Linked DNA regions of Mus musculus: region 2 is linked to region 1. The links are chromatin loops, found by intact Hi-C in ENCODE. Cell type or tissue: gastrocnemius. All regions are shown on one strand. Each heading gives the region's core, and the rest is flanking DNA. Links, peaks and the distances in the headings are about the cores only.

Region 1 (5,000 bases), core at 1-5,000:
AGCAGACTGGTGTTGGGGACATTGGCGACACGGATAAGTCCCTGCTGGATGATCCTCTGTCCCTGAATCTGCATGCTGGGCACTGAGGCACGGGGGGCCAGGAGGAGGGGTGGTGGCCCCGTAGAGGAATGCTGTCTGATGTTGTGAATCTGCTGGGAGGAGATAGGGGACAAGAAATGCCACTAAGACAAACCAACCCTGGCAGACCACAGAAGGGGTGGGCACTTGGCCCTGCCCCAGCATACATACAGCTCACATACCTGACTCACCTGGGCCCCCCTGACAAGCGGTGGCATGACTACTTGAGAGCTGGCCTGTGGTCCCAGTTTGGCAGACACCTGCTGCCCACCTCGGACCAGTGGTGGTGGGATGATGCTGCCGGGTATTCGAGTGGAGGAGGTCTGTCAAAGACACCGATGCCCAGGTTTATGTGAGTATTCCTTTCCTCTTAGAATTCCTTCAGCCTTTACCTCTCCAGTGCTGAGATGAGAGGCTTAAGGCAACATCTTAATATATGTGGTAATAGGGATGGAACTGCCAGCTTTCTTTAATTTGTTTTTTCTTTTTTCTTTTTCTTTTTTGAGACAGGGTTTCTCTGTGTAACAGCTTCAGCTGTTCTAGAACGCAGTAGAACAAACTGACAAGAGATCCATCCACCTGCCTTTGCCTCCTGTGTGCTAGGATTAAAGGTGTGAGCATCTGGCTTCACCTTAGGGCTCTGTAACATGAGGCACACATTCAACCAATGAAGCCACAGACCTAGGTTGGTTTTTGTTTTAACTAATTACAAACCCAAGATAAACTGAAATGCCTATTTTTTGTATACATTACTCTAGCAGGAGCCATGGGAACTCAGAGGAAGGTAATACGAGAGTGTGACAGAGGCCCCAGAGTCTGTGGGCAGAGGCCTGAGCGGAGCGACCCACTCTAGCCAATCTTTCAGTCTTACTGCTCAATCACCACTGACCAGTCTGCGACATTCATAGTAGCCTAGTTTGGTGGTGTAATTTGGGGCGCATGTGACACTCTGGTCCTTTAGTCTGTGGGAGCCCCATGCTTCTTTACTTGGGAGGAGCAGGCAGTGTTTGGAGCCTGACTATAAACGGAGGTGGTGCAGGGCAACAAGCAGAAGGGCGCACGAACCTGAAGTGAGGTCTTGCCAGCAGGAATGTTCTGGGTACCCCGCACGAGTGGGGGAGGGGTGGTCACAGTGCTCCCTGAGGAAGCTGTAGGCTATAAGATAGCAAGAGACATCAAAAGGAGTTGGTGTGTAAAGTTACACGCACGCACGCACGCACCCCCCCACCCCGAATTACTTTCTGCTTGCTCCCTAACGCCATACACTGCCTGCCATCCCGCCCGTGGGTCGAGCCTCTGCCCTGGGCCAGCCTCTCTGGGGTCTGGGGCAGTAGAGCACAGGCACCTTCTGTGCGGTGGCTTCCTTCTGTATCTGACTCTGCCGCAGCTTCTTCAACAAGACCAGTTTTGCTTCCTCTAGCCTCAGCTCCTCCTTCAGCTGCTTGATCATCCGCTCTCGTTCTTCTGGGCTGCTTTTCTAGGAGAGCAAAAGCACAAAATTGGGGAAAGCCTCAGCAGAAGCTCTGCAAGGTGGGGTGGTGGGGCTTCCAGGCTCTGCCAAGGCTCACCAAGAGCGCCTCAGTGCTGGTGTCTTTCAAGGCTACTGTGGTCAGGCCATTCACCCTTGGGCTCGATGGCTGCTCACTGTCAGAGAGCACAATCACATCAGGCGAGGGAGGTCTCTTCTCAGACTTCATGTCACTGTCAAATGGAGATAAGCAGGTGCTTAGCAGGGCAGAGTACCAGGCAGGCCAGACTACCCCAGATGCCCAATCACCCCTAGGTGCCTCCTCTTGCCACCGTGGGCACCATGGGTATCATCACTGGTCATTAGGGCCATACACACCAGATGGTGTGCTCCATCTCTGAGTACTCAGGTGTAGCATGGATGCTTCAGAAAGTGCTACTCGACCCCAGAGCTCTGTCACAAGTAAACAGAGCTTCAGATCTTGGTCTGCTATCTCAGCTCCTGAGTGCTGGGTAGGATGGACGTGAGCACTCCAAAGCCAAGGTCTCACATTGGGAACTACCCAATGGGAAGCCCACCCCTCTCTTAACCCAGTCCCATACAGCCCCCCAGAAGACCAAAAAGCACAATGATGTACTGTTAGCTTTTGCTCTCTACCTCACAAGGGGACCTGGGGCCATCTGCTGCATTGTCCTACCTAGGACACACATAAGTGGCTGCAGTGGCTACAAGTTTTCAAACTCAAAAGAACCACTCTCACTGACTTCATGCTCAGGTCTACAGAGTGTGATGGCTCTGCCCTCAACCCTGCACACTCAAGTCTCAGAAGAAGTTACATCATGGAACACTCACCACTGTGACCAACCTTCTAACACACATCCTGTGGTGTAGGAAGTTCACTTTTCCCTGTGAGCAAACAGCCAGTCTCCCTAGGAGCTCAGTTGTAGCAGGGGTGGTACACACTGTCAGATGCACAGGTCCACAACACTGACCACTCTTCCCACACTGGCTAAAGACCAGTGGCTATAATATAGCCTACATCAGTTAACCCACACAGGAGCACCCCAAAATTAGACCTCCCTCTTTGTGAAGGGTATCAGAGGGCATACACATCTGTTGCTTCTAAATCCTTAAAGCCAGTGTGCTCTGTTGCTGTAACACAGGAAGGAGGTGGGAGGAGCACTAAGTCCTAGAAAAAGTACTGCCCACAGTGGACAATCTAAACTGCCCCTTGGTGTGTATCCCAGCACCCAAGCAAGTACCAACTTGCTTGTGGAAAGCAGCTCAGAATATGTCCACTAGATGGCACTGTGACACAGGATAAAGTTAGGTGGAAGTCACAGTGCAGATCTGTCTCTGTGGTTTGGGTTTGAGCAGGGTGAGGTGAGTCACTAGGTGAAGACTCTTTGGGTCCCCACCACTGGTTCCTGCCAGCTGTATTCTCAAGAAGAGTGGCATGGTGGGCAGAGGCTGACCAGCCAGCATCTGGCTGGCTTCCTGATTCCCACATGACAGCTATACGTGCACACTGGCCACAGCCTGAAGGCTTAAGCCTGGAGGTTCTTGAGAGTCAGGCTTCGGCAGCCCAGAAACCAGTCATTTAAAAGAGACCCTGGAAGGGCTGGAGAAATGGCTCTGTGATTAAGACAACATAGGTTTAAATCTCAGAACCCACAAGACAGCTCACTACTGTAACTTAAATTCCAGGGATTTGGACAGCCTCACTCAGACACACAAGCAGGCAAAATAACAATGCACACAAAACAAACAAATTATTTAAAAAAATTGAGAGAGCTAGTGAGATGGCTCCACAGTTAAAAGCACTGGCTACTCTTCCAGAGGACCAGGGCTCAATTCTCAGCACCCACACAGCAGCTCATAAGTTTCTGAATTTTCAGTTCCAGGGTATCTGACACCCTCACAGAGACGTACATACAGGCAAAGCACTGTTGTACAAAAATAAATAATATACAAATACATGAATCTTTAAAAACAAACAAACAAACAAACAACAAAACAGCTTAAAAAAAGAGACCCTGGGCATCTGTCTCCCTCGGGTCTCTTCAAACACTCCAAGTCAATCTCTCCTCCAACATTCCCACCGGCCCTCACCCGAGGTCAGGTTTCAAGGTGATCAGACAGCTTCAATTCCAGGTCCACTGACTGTGCATGCCACCAACTGTATATTGTGTAGCAGAGGAGCAGCCCAGTGCCGTGGCTGTGGTACTGGCCCAGGGGGGTGCCCAAGTGAATTAACAGCTGGGCTTAAGAGGCACCTATGACAGAGTTACAGTCTAGGACTGGCTTTCTAGGCAGACCAAAGGACACCCAACTGTGGAGTTTATCTCTTTCCTATCTTTCTGAGGTGAGTCGTCTAATAAAATTTGAGATGTCTGTGAGGAATGAGGGCACTGCTGGGGCAGAGACCATCCTGGACTTAGGCTTCCTTGGAAGACAGCCCTGACCACTGTTGCTCTCTGACCCCATCCTGGGCCCCAACTAATCAATTTCAGAGATGATGTCACTGCTATCAGTATCACTCAGCATCCCAGCAGCAGCCAGCCTGCCCGGAGTGAACTTCCTCTATGCTAATCAGGCCACCAAAAAGTCATGTGACAAAGGCATTTCCCTCTCTGGTCATGTGACCCTTTAACTGTGCCTTCCAACGTGAAAACCATGGCAACGGGCAGTTCTAACCGGTTTGTGACACACGGCCTTCATTTTGAGAAGAGAGGTAAGGGTTCAGGTGCTGTCAGAAAATGGAGGCTCCACTTTCCCCTTTCTGTGCAGCCTCCAGGCATCCAGTCGCCTGTGGTCATCTCCTACAAAAAACAGAGGAAACCACAAGCCCCTCTCCCTTCCAAACTGAAAGGCTTTCCGAAGCTCAGCTTTTAACAGAAATACCTTCAAGATTCTCTGCACTTTTCTAGATAGCTTTTAACTTAGGAACCAGAATACATGGATCAATCACAGGCACAATTTCAGAGGGAGCCTTTCATGAAACCCATAGGCATAAGAGTAAAATGAAGAGTGACATGGAGAGCTCTGGAGCACGGCCAGGCCGGCAGGGACAACTGCTTTTTCTGGATGCTGTGTGAACCTGTCCTACCTGTCTATGTTGAAAACACACAGTGATGAAGTAGCTTCACATCACCAGTAAAAATCTCCAGAAGCCAGCCAGTCTGGCCATTAGCACCAAAAGCTGTCTCCTACCAGGAATGTGTGCTGTGTCCTGGAGAAGGGGCTGAGCACTGGGATAGCCCACATCAGAGGAGGTGCTTGGATCCTATCCATGTCTCTTCAATCTGATCGGAGGAGGAAGAACACCTACATCAACTGAGGACCAAGTCCTCCTCAGGGCCAGCTTGGCTGTCATGGCCTATACACCTACTCTTCTGCACCCAAACCTTGCACCACAACACAGACTAGCTTGACTCACAAGTCTGTCCACCAA
Region 2 (7,905 bases), core at 1,778-6,777, 320 kb after region 1:
TGAGTAGAGTATATCAGCCAGACATCCTCCTCACTAAAGAATTTGAGCATGGCCTTACTTGTGCACATACTCTGCCACTGACTATACCCCAGCCTCTACAGAAGGGTTCCTTTGTGTGTATGTGTGTGTACATGCACCTGGAAGTAGAGGTTCCAGGGATTGAACCTAGTTATCAGTCAGGCTTGTGGCAAGTGCCTTTACTCACTGAGCCATCTAAACGGCTGTCCTTCCCCGCCCCCCCCCTTTTTTTTTTCAAGACAGGGTTTCTCAATGTAACCAGAGCTGACTGACCTAGACTGGACTTGCTTTGTAGATCAGGCTGGCCTCAAACTCACAGAGATCCTTCTCCCTCTACCTCCCAAGTACTGGGATTAAAGGCATGTGCCACCATGCCTGGCTAGCTAGCTATCCCCTTTTAAGACACTCCTCAGCCTCCAGCAAACTGGCTGAACTGCAATCTTAGTTCTTTCAGGCATATCTAAACCACGACTTGTGGATTGCTATGGAGTAGCCCTATACAAAACTATATATAAACTTACTGAAAACATAAGATTTGTTGTTTAAAAGGTTTTTTCTTTTTTTAAGCTTGATTAGTTTTCCAGTGTAAACTTTATAGATTACAACCTAACATTGCAATATCAAAAGATTGAACATGCCATAATACTCTAGTGCCATACATCACGTCTGTTTTCTGATGGGTCTTCGGGGACTCTTCTGAAAGAGGTCCTGACCCACAGGTTCAAAAACACTGCTATATATAGTCCTACCTGTCATGGAGCTTGCTATGTAGACCAGGTTAACCTTGAACTCAATGAAATCCTCCTGCTTCTCAAGTGCTGGGATTAAAAGCCTGACTAATTTACTAGTTTTTGTTGTTCTGGGGTGGGGAAGGGGGGGGGACACAAGGTTACTCACTGAAGCTGAAGCTCCCTGTTTATTTCAGCTAGACTGGCTGGCCAGTGACCCTCACTCTAGTGCTGTAGCTGCAGCTTGTTCAGACATGGCTGGCCCTTTTGTGGGTGGTAGGAATTTTAACTCGCTTGCACAGCAAGCATTCTTAACCACTGTGCTATCTCCCCACACATCACATCTTAATTTCCTCAGGAAGACTAGTGAAGGCTTGTGTTCTGATACATAGTATCAGCATGAGGCAGCATGATCCCTGTGAGTTTGAGGTCAGCTTGACTCTGCCTCAGAAAGAAAGAAAAAGAAAAACTGATTGGCAGAGAAACAGCAGGCCTTACAGAGTGCCGCTTAGTTTTGGAACAAGGCTGTATGTTATCAGTTATCCTTTCTTTGGCTTCTGCTTGATCCTGGACATTTTTCTTTTCTGTAAATCTGGCATAGGAAATGCATGATACAGCCATGATTCCTGCCTCTTTTTTGTTTGTTTGTTTTGTTTGATTGATTAGTTGTTTTTGTCTTCTGAGACAGGATTTCTCTGTGTAGCCCTGGCTGTCCCAGAACTCACTCTGTAGTCCAGGCTGGTTTCAAACTCAGAGATTCTCCTGCCTCTGTTTCTCAAGTGCTGGGATTAAAGGCGTGTGCCACCACTGCCTGGCTCTGTTCTTGCCTCTTAACTCTGCCACCTTGACTGCACCAAGACCACAGTCATGCCCAAAAATGATTTCAGTTTGTTTCTTGCTGGTGGGGCTCTATGTCTGCCCCCACCCCTCCCCTTCACACATGATGAGAGTGTCTTAGAATAGCATTTCCCACTGTATTCCTGCCCATTGGATCACCCTGCTTGGTACCCACCTTCCACCAGTGTATGCATATACATGGGGGTGGAGGGTGTTCTTTTCTGAGCTCAGAGTGAACTCAGGACCAGATATGTACTAGACAAGGGCTCTGCCACTGAGCCACCTCTTTCCCTTGGTAACGGCAGTGCCTACTGTGTACACTTCTGTGCTTGCTAAAGAAGGGAACTTGTATTTGCCCATGAGTGTGGGTTTTTGTGTTTTCTTCAATTACTCTAATACATAGTACCTGTTCATTTTCTTGTCTTTTTATTGGGAGGGGGAAGGGGGTATCTTAGTCAGGGTTTCTATTCCTGCACAAATATCATGACCAAGAAGAAAGTTAGAGAGGAAAGGGTTTATTCAGATTACACTTTCCATATTGCTGACCAAAGGAAGTCAGGACTGGAACTCATGCAGGTCAGGAAGCAAGAGCTGATGCAGAGGCCATGGAGGGATGTTCTTTACTGGCTTGCTTCCCCTGACTTGCTCAGCTTGCTTTCTTGTAAAACCCAAGACAACCAGCCCAGAGATGGTCCCACCCACAATGGTCCTTCTCCTCATTTGATCACTAACTGAGAAAATGCCTTACAGCTGGATCTCATGGCAGCATTTCCTACTTGGCACCTGAAGCTCCTTTCTCTGTGATAGCTTGTGTCAAGTTGACCAAACCAGCCAGTACATTTGACCCCTTGTCAAGTTGACACACAAACTCATCGCTATTAAGCCTCAACCCTCACTTTCTTATTCATCTCCAAGATCTAAATAACTTTAAAAGTCCCACAGTCTTTGCAAATTCTTAAAATTTCAATCCCTTTAAAATATCCAATGTCTTTTAAAATTCAAAGTCTTTTTACAATGAAAAGTCTCTTAACTGTGGGCTCCACTAAAATACTTTCTTCCTTCAACAGGGAAAAATATCAGGGCATAGTCACAATCAAAAGGAAAATCAGACTCCAACTGTTCAATGTCTGGGATCCACTCACGATCTTCTGGATTCCTCCAAGGGCTTGGGTCACTTCTCCAGCTCTGCCCTTTGTAGCACACACCTTGTCTTCTAGGCTCCAGCTGCCTGTACTCCACTGTTGCTGCTGTTCTTGGTGGTCATTTCATGGTACTGGCATCTCCAAAACTCTGCTGTCTGTTGCTGCAACTAGGCTTCACCAATAACCTCTCATAGGCTCTCTTTATGGTGTGAAGCCTCAACTCTATTGCATGACCCCTTCAGTCCTGGGCCATCAATTGCAACTGAGGCTGCACCTTCACCAATGGCCTTCCATGTTTTCTCACAGTGCCAAGCCCCAGCTGTTCTTCATGACCCCTTCATGCCTTCAAAACCACTACCACCTGGGTAACTCTTACACATTACTAAGTCCAGCCACAAGTACAAGCTAAAGCTGGAGCTAAGAAATTAGTGATGATTAAGAAGAGGCCAGCATCAATGAGGTGATATCTCCTGGGAAGTATTTTCTGAGAGCACAGAGGCTAGGTTCCAGAGACAGCCAAGGTTGTACCTTGTGCTGTGGCTGGACTTAGTAATGTGTAAGAGTAACCCACCTTGACTTTTGAGATACTAGGTGCTTACTGATGTGGCTAGATGGGCTAGCCAGTGGACCCTGAGATTTCCTGTCCCTGCCTTCCCACCACTGGGGTTATAGACTTAATGCTGATACATATTTAATATGGGTCCTAAGATGAGATACAGGTCTTCTTGCTTGTTCAGGCTAGCCTTGAAGCTCAGTCCTATCTCCCCTCAGCTCCTGAATGATGGCCTTCCAGGTGTTTGTAACCAGTACCTTTTTGTCAGATTTTTTTTTTCTTTTTTTACTTTATTGTAGGTTTTGTTTTAAAATCCAACTGCGAGAAAGATGCCTGGGCCCTGCTGTCACCATGGATAGCTTTTGGGGGCAGCTTCTTGCAGCGTTTCTTTTTGTGTCCAGATGGAACTACAATGACGTCTGTGTAACCACCCCCCCCATCCCTGAATGACACTTGACTCTCCGACATAGCCTTACTTAGTGTGACTTCTACTTGCCTCTGGCTCTATTTCAACCCCAGAGAGATGAGGGTTAATGCCAGGCAGGCCTTTCTACCACTTTGGGGTCAGGGGTCAGGCCTTTGCCTGCTCAGCTGTCCTGGGTGTGGGTTAGGGTTAGGCTGCTGCTGCCTCCCAGTGGCAGTGTGGGATAGGAAGTCCTCCAGGAGGCAATAAGAGCAGCAGCCTTATAAAACTTCTGAGACAGAAGTGGCGCACGCCTTTAACCTCATCACTTGGGAGGCAGAGGCAGGCAGATTTCTGAGTTCGAGGCCAGCCTGGTCTACAGAGTGAGTTCCAGGACAGCCAGGGCTACACAGAGAAACCCTGTCTCGAAAAAAACAAAAAAAAAAAAAAGAAATGAAAACTCTGAAGTGGGCCAGGCACAGTGGAAGATCCAGGCTTCATAGACCCTTCTCTAAAGTGTGGGTGGAGTGACGTTGGGGTGGGGGCTGGTGATGAGTTTGGGAGCCTGTGTCTGATGCTAATGTGTGCCTCAAGAGTCACCCATTGTCCTGTCTTGGCTAATGGCCACAGCGGGTAGCAGGTAAGCTCAAGCCTGGTGCTTACAGACATGTCTTCATAAGTGTGATCACTCCTAATTGCCCATAGGACATGGGTGTGGTTCTCAACCTCCTGTGTACACAGATGCTGCTGGGAAACTCAGAGTTGAGAACAGGGCTCCCATCTTCCTGTTTACCCAGGCATCGCTGGAAACCGTGACAAGTTGGGAATAAGGCCCTGAAGGCCTGTGATAAGCCCCTGCTGTGTGTGTAGGGGGGGGAGATTCATGGTAGATGAGGATGCCTGGGAAGGGATGTTCATTGGCTACACTTGGAGGCCCCTGGATACCTCATTAACATGGAGAACTCTAGACGGCACTACACTATGTGACCATTTGTCATGCTCCACTTATTGTGGTTCCAGGACAGGAATCTGATCAGGAGCTAGTTTGAACTCCTGCCATTCTCAGTTATGAGCTTTATCAGGGTTCTGAACTTTGCTACTACCTTACAAGTCCTTCTGTCTGGTGGCCCCATCCACTGCCCCACACATGGATTTCTAGCCCCTATATAGTGCAAGCTTAGAAGATGCTTCCCCTTAATATGCAATGGCATGGCGGTATCTGCACAGCACAGAGGTGCTCCTCTTCCATGTGTTTTGAATCCTCTCAAATATAACCAGGAACTGTGGGTGGCAGTGCTTTCTGCTGTTGTATAGGGAGAATGCTGGGAAAGGCCACACTGATGCAGGTACAAGTTTCCCATGTATTTTTACTCTGGCTTGGTTGAATATATGACTGCAGGTCTCAGTGGGTCAGTGCAGATTGGCTAGTGGAGAGCTGGAGGTGGCACCATAGACATTTTCTTATTGGTGTGGGGGGGCGGGGTGTGTGCACACGTTGTCTGTGTACACCTGGGTGCTCTGTGTGTGCAGGTATCTTCCCCAGTCATTTTCCACTTTATTTATTGAAACTGTGGCTCTTCCTGAACCTGGAGTCACCAATTTTGGCCACTGTGGCTGGCCAGCTTGCCTCAGGGATTCCTTGTCTCTACTTCCTGAGAATGGGAGATTACAGGCACCCACGCCTGTTTGGTTTTTCAGTGGGTTCTGATCTCACGTCCTCACACTTGCATGGTAAGCACTAAGCCATCCTGATGCCTCTCTACCCATTTTAAGCAATATTAGAGTAGATTGTTTGCACCTCACACCTGTCTAGAGTCCATGCTCTAAAGTGCCTTCTGTTTGTCTGGCCATCTATTTCAGATCTCCTAAGGACAGGCTCAAGAGCCAGAGCAGATGTCTATGAGGACATTCATGGTGATAGCAGGTACTCCGCCAGTGGATCTGGAGTGTATTCACTAGACATGGGAAGAGAGGGTCTGAGAGGTGACATGTTTGTGGGACCCTCCTTCAGATCTAGCAACCAGTCGGTTGGTGAAGACAGCTATCTTCGCAAAGAATGTGGCCGGGATCTGGAACCAGCCCATACTGACTCCCGGGACCAGAGTTTTGGCCACCGGAATCTGGGACATTTTCCTTCTCAGGACTGGAAACTTGCGCTCCGTGGCTCTTGGGAACAAGACTTGGGCCACTCAGTTTCTCAAGAATCCTCCTGGTCACAGGAATATGGTTTTGGGCCCTCATTGTTAGGAGACTTGGCCTCCTCCAGGCGGATGGAGAAGGAAAGTCGGGATTATGACCTGGACCATCCTGGGGAGGTGGACTCTGTGTCTAGAAGCAGTGGGCAAGTCCTGACCAGAGGCCGATCTCTAAACATAGCTGACCAGGAAGGCACTCTACTAGGAAAGGGGGACACCCAGGGTCTGCTTGGAGCAAAGGGTGTTGGGAAGCTTATCACACTGAAAAGCATGACCACGAAGAAAATACCTGTTGCCAGTCGTATTACTTCCAAACCTCAGGGCACTAACCAAATCCAGAAACCCACTCCAAGTCCTGATGTGACCATTGGGACAAGTCCAGTGCTAGATGAAATCCAGTTCGCTGCTCTGAAGATTCCTTTGGGGCTGGACCTTAGGACCCTTGGCTTGCCCAGAAGGAAGATGGGTTTTGATGCCATAGACAAGGCAGATGTGTTCTCAAGGTTTGGCATAGAGATCATCAAGTGGGCAGGATTCCACACTATCAAGGATGACCTGAAGTTCTCCCAACTCTTCCAGACTCTTTTTGAACTGGAAACTGAGACCTGTGCCAAGATGCTGGCCTCCTTCAAATGCTCCTTGAAGCCGGAGCATAGAGATTTCTGCTTTTTTACCATCAAGTTTCTAAAGCACTCTGCTCTGAAAACGCCCCGAGTTGATAATGAGTTTTTAAACATGCTTTTAGACAAAGGTGCTGTGAAGACCAAAAACTGCTTTTTTGAGATCATCAAGCCCTTCGACAAGTCCATCATGCGGCTCCAGGACCGACTGCTGAAGGGCGTCACACCCTTACTCATGGCCTGTAATGCCTATGAACTGAGTGTCAAGATGAAGACCCTCACTAGCCCATTGGACCTGGCTATGGCCCTGGAGACCACCAACTCTCTTTGCAGGAAGTCCCTGGCCCTCTTAGGCCAGACCTTCTCCTTGGCTTCTTCCTTCCGGCAGGAGAAGATCCTAGAGGCTGTGGGCCTCCAAGACATCGCTCCATCCCCGGCCTACTTCCCAAATTTTGAAGATTCCACTTTGTTCGGAAGGGAGTACATAGACCACCTGAAGGCCTGGCTCATGGCCAGTGGCTATCCCCTCCAGCTCAAGAGAGCTGTGCCCCCAGAGTCCCGAGAACAGAAAACCACAGCTCAGACCTGGGCTTCGAGCACTCTGAGCCAAGGTAAGGGTTTTATTTTTTTTTAAACAATGTCATCATTACCCCAATGCTACAGTACTTTTATTCAGTGTGCGTGTGCGTGCGTGCGTGCATGCGTGCGAAGGAATCAGTTCTTTCCTTCTGCCAGAGGGTTCCAGGGACTAAAATCCAGTCATCAGGCTTGACTTTAAGTGCTTTGACCCACTGAGTCATCTTGCTGTCCTGAGGTTTTGAAAGAAGTGTGCAGGGTGCAGGCAAATGCATGTGTCTGAAGGCTACAAGACAGCCTCAAGTGTTGTTCTTCAGGAAGGCTGTCCACTACCTTTAAGACATGGTCTCTCGGCTGGTGTGATGGCTCAGTGGGTAAGAGCACCCGACTGCTCTTCCAAAGGTCCAGTGTTCAAGTCCCAGCAACCACATGGTGGCTCACAACCATCTGTAACGAGATCTGACGCCTACTTCTGGTGTGTCTGAAGACAGCTTCAGTGTACTTACATATAATAATAAATAAATCTTTAAAAAAAAAAAAAAAAAAAAAAGAAAAGGTTTCTCTGTGTAGCCCTGGCTGTTCTGGAACTCACTCTGTAGACCAGGCTGGCCTGAAATTCAGAGACCTACCTGCCTTTTTAAAAAAAAAAAAAAAAAAGACATGGTCTCTCACTGAACCTGAAGCTCACTAATTAGGCTAGACAGCAGGGCCCAGTGGGCCTCCTCTCTCTACCTTCCTGGTTCTCCAATATGCATGCATCGCCTCACCTTGCATTTTTTATGACAGACCTAAGATCAAATACAGGTCCTCACTGACCCTACCCTCTCTTTTGA

What was found. A loop is a pair of places that touch in the nucleus more often than their neighbours do. Peaks named below come from ENCODE experiments on the same cell type or tissue, not always from the same donor. Only the 100,000 strongest peaks of a DNase experiment are listed, where the experiment ranks them.
Region 2: it touches region 1 in a loop (2.3-fold over the local background); 4 of 42 quality-filtered maps call a loop at or near these places.

The regions. Positions count from the first base shown.
Region 1 is chr8:69,916,300-69,921,299 of GRCm38, forward strand. It overlaps Gatad2a (GATA zinc finger domain containing 2A), which reads right to left. Exons shown (of 13, transcript NM_001113346.1): 4 at 1,647-1,779; 5 at 1,424-1,555; 6 at 1,144-1,233; 7 at 270-401; 8 at 1-149. Among named protein-coding and RNA genes, the nearest start is that of Tssk6, 17 kb to the left of the region's middle. In gastrocnemius, for the core only: a CTCF peak has its summit at 2,837 (motif pointing right); DNase peaks (open chromatin) are centred at 2,858 and 4,201; H3K4me3 peaks cover 363 bases; H3K27ac peaks cover 2,341 bases.
Region 2 is chr8:70,236,950-70,244,854 of GRCm38, forward strand. It overlaps Sugp2 (SURP and G patch domain containing 2), which reads left to right. Exons shown (of 11, transcript NM_172755.4): 3 at 5,542-7,107. Among named protein-coding and RNA genes, the nearest start is that of Armc6, 6.5 kb to the left of the region's middle. In gastrocnemius, for the core only: a CTCF peak has its summit at 3,896; no DNase peak of the experiment used is centred there.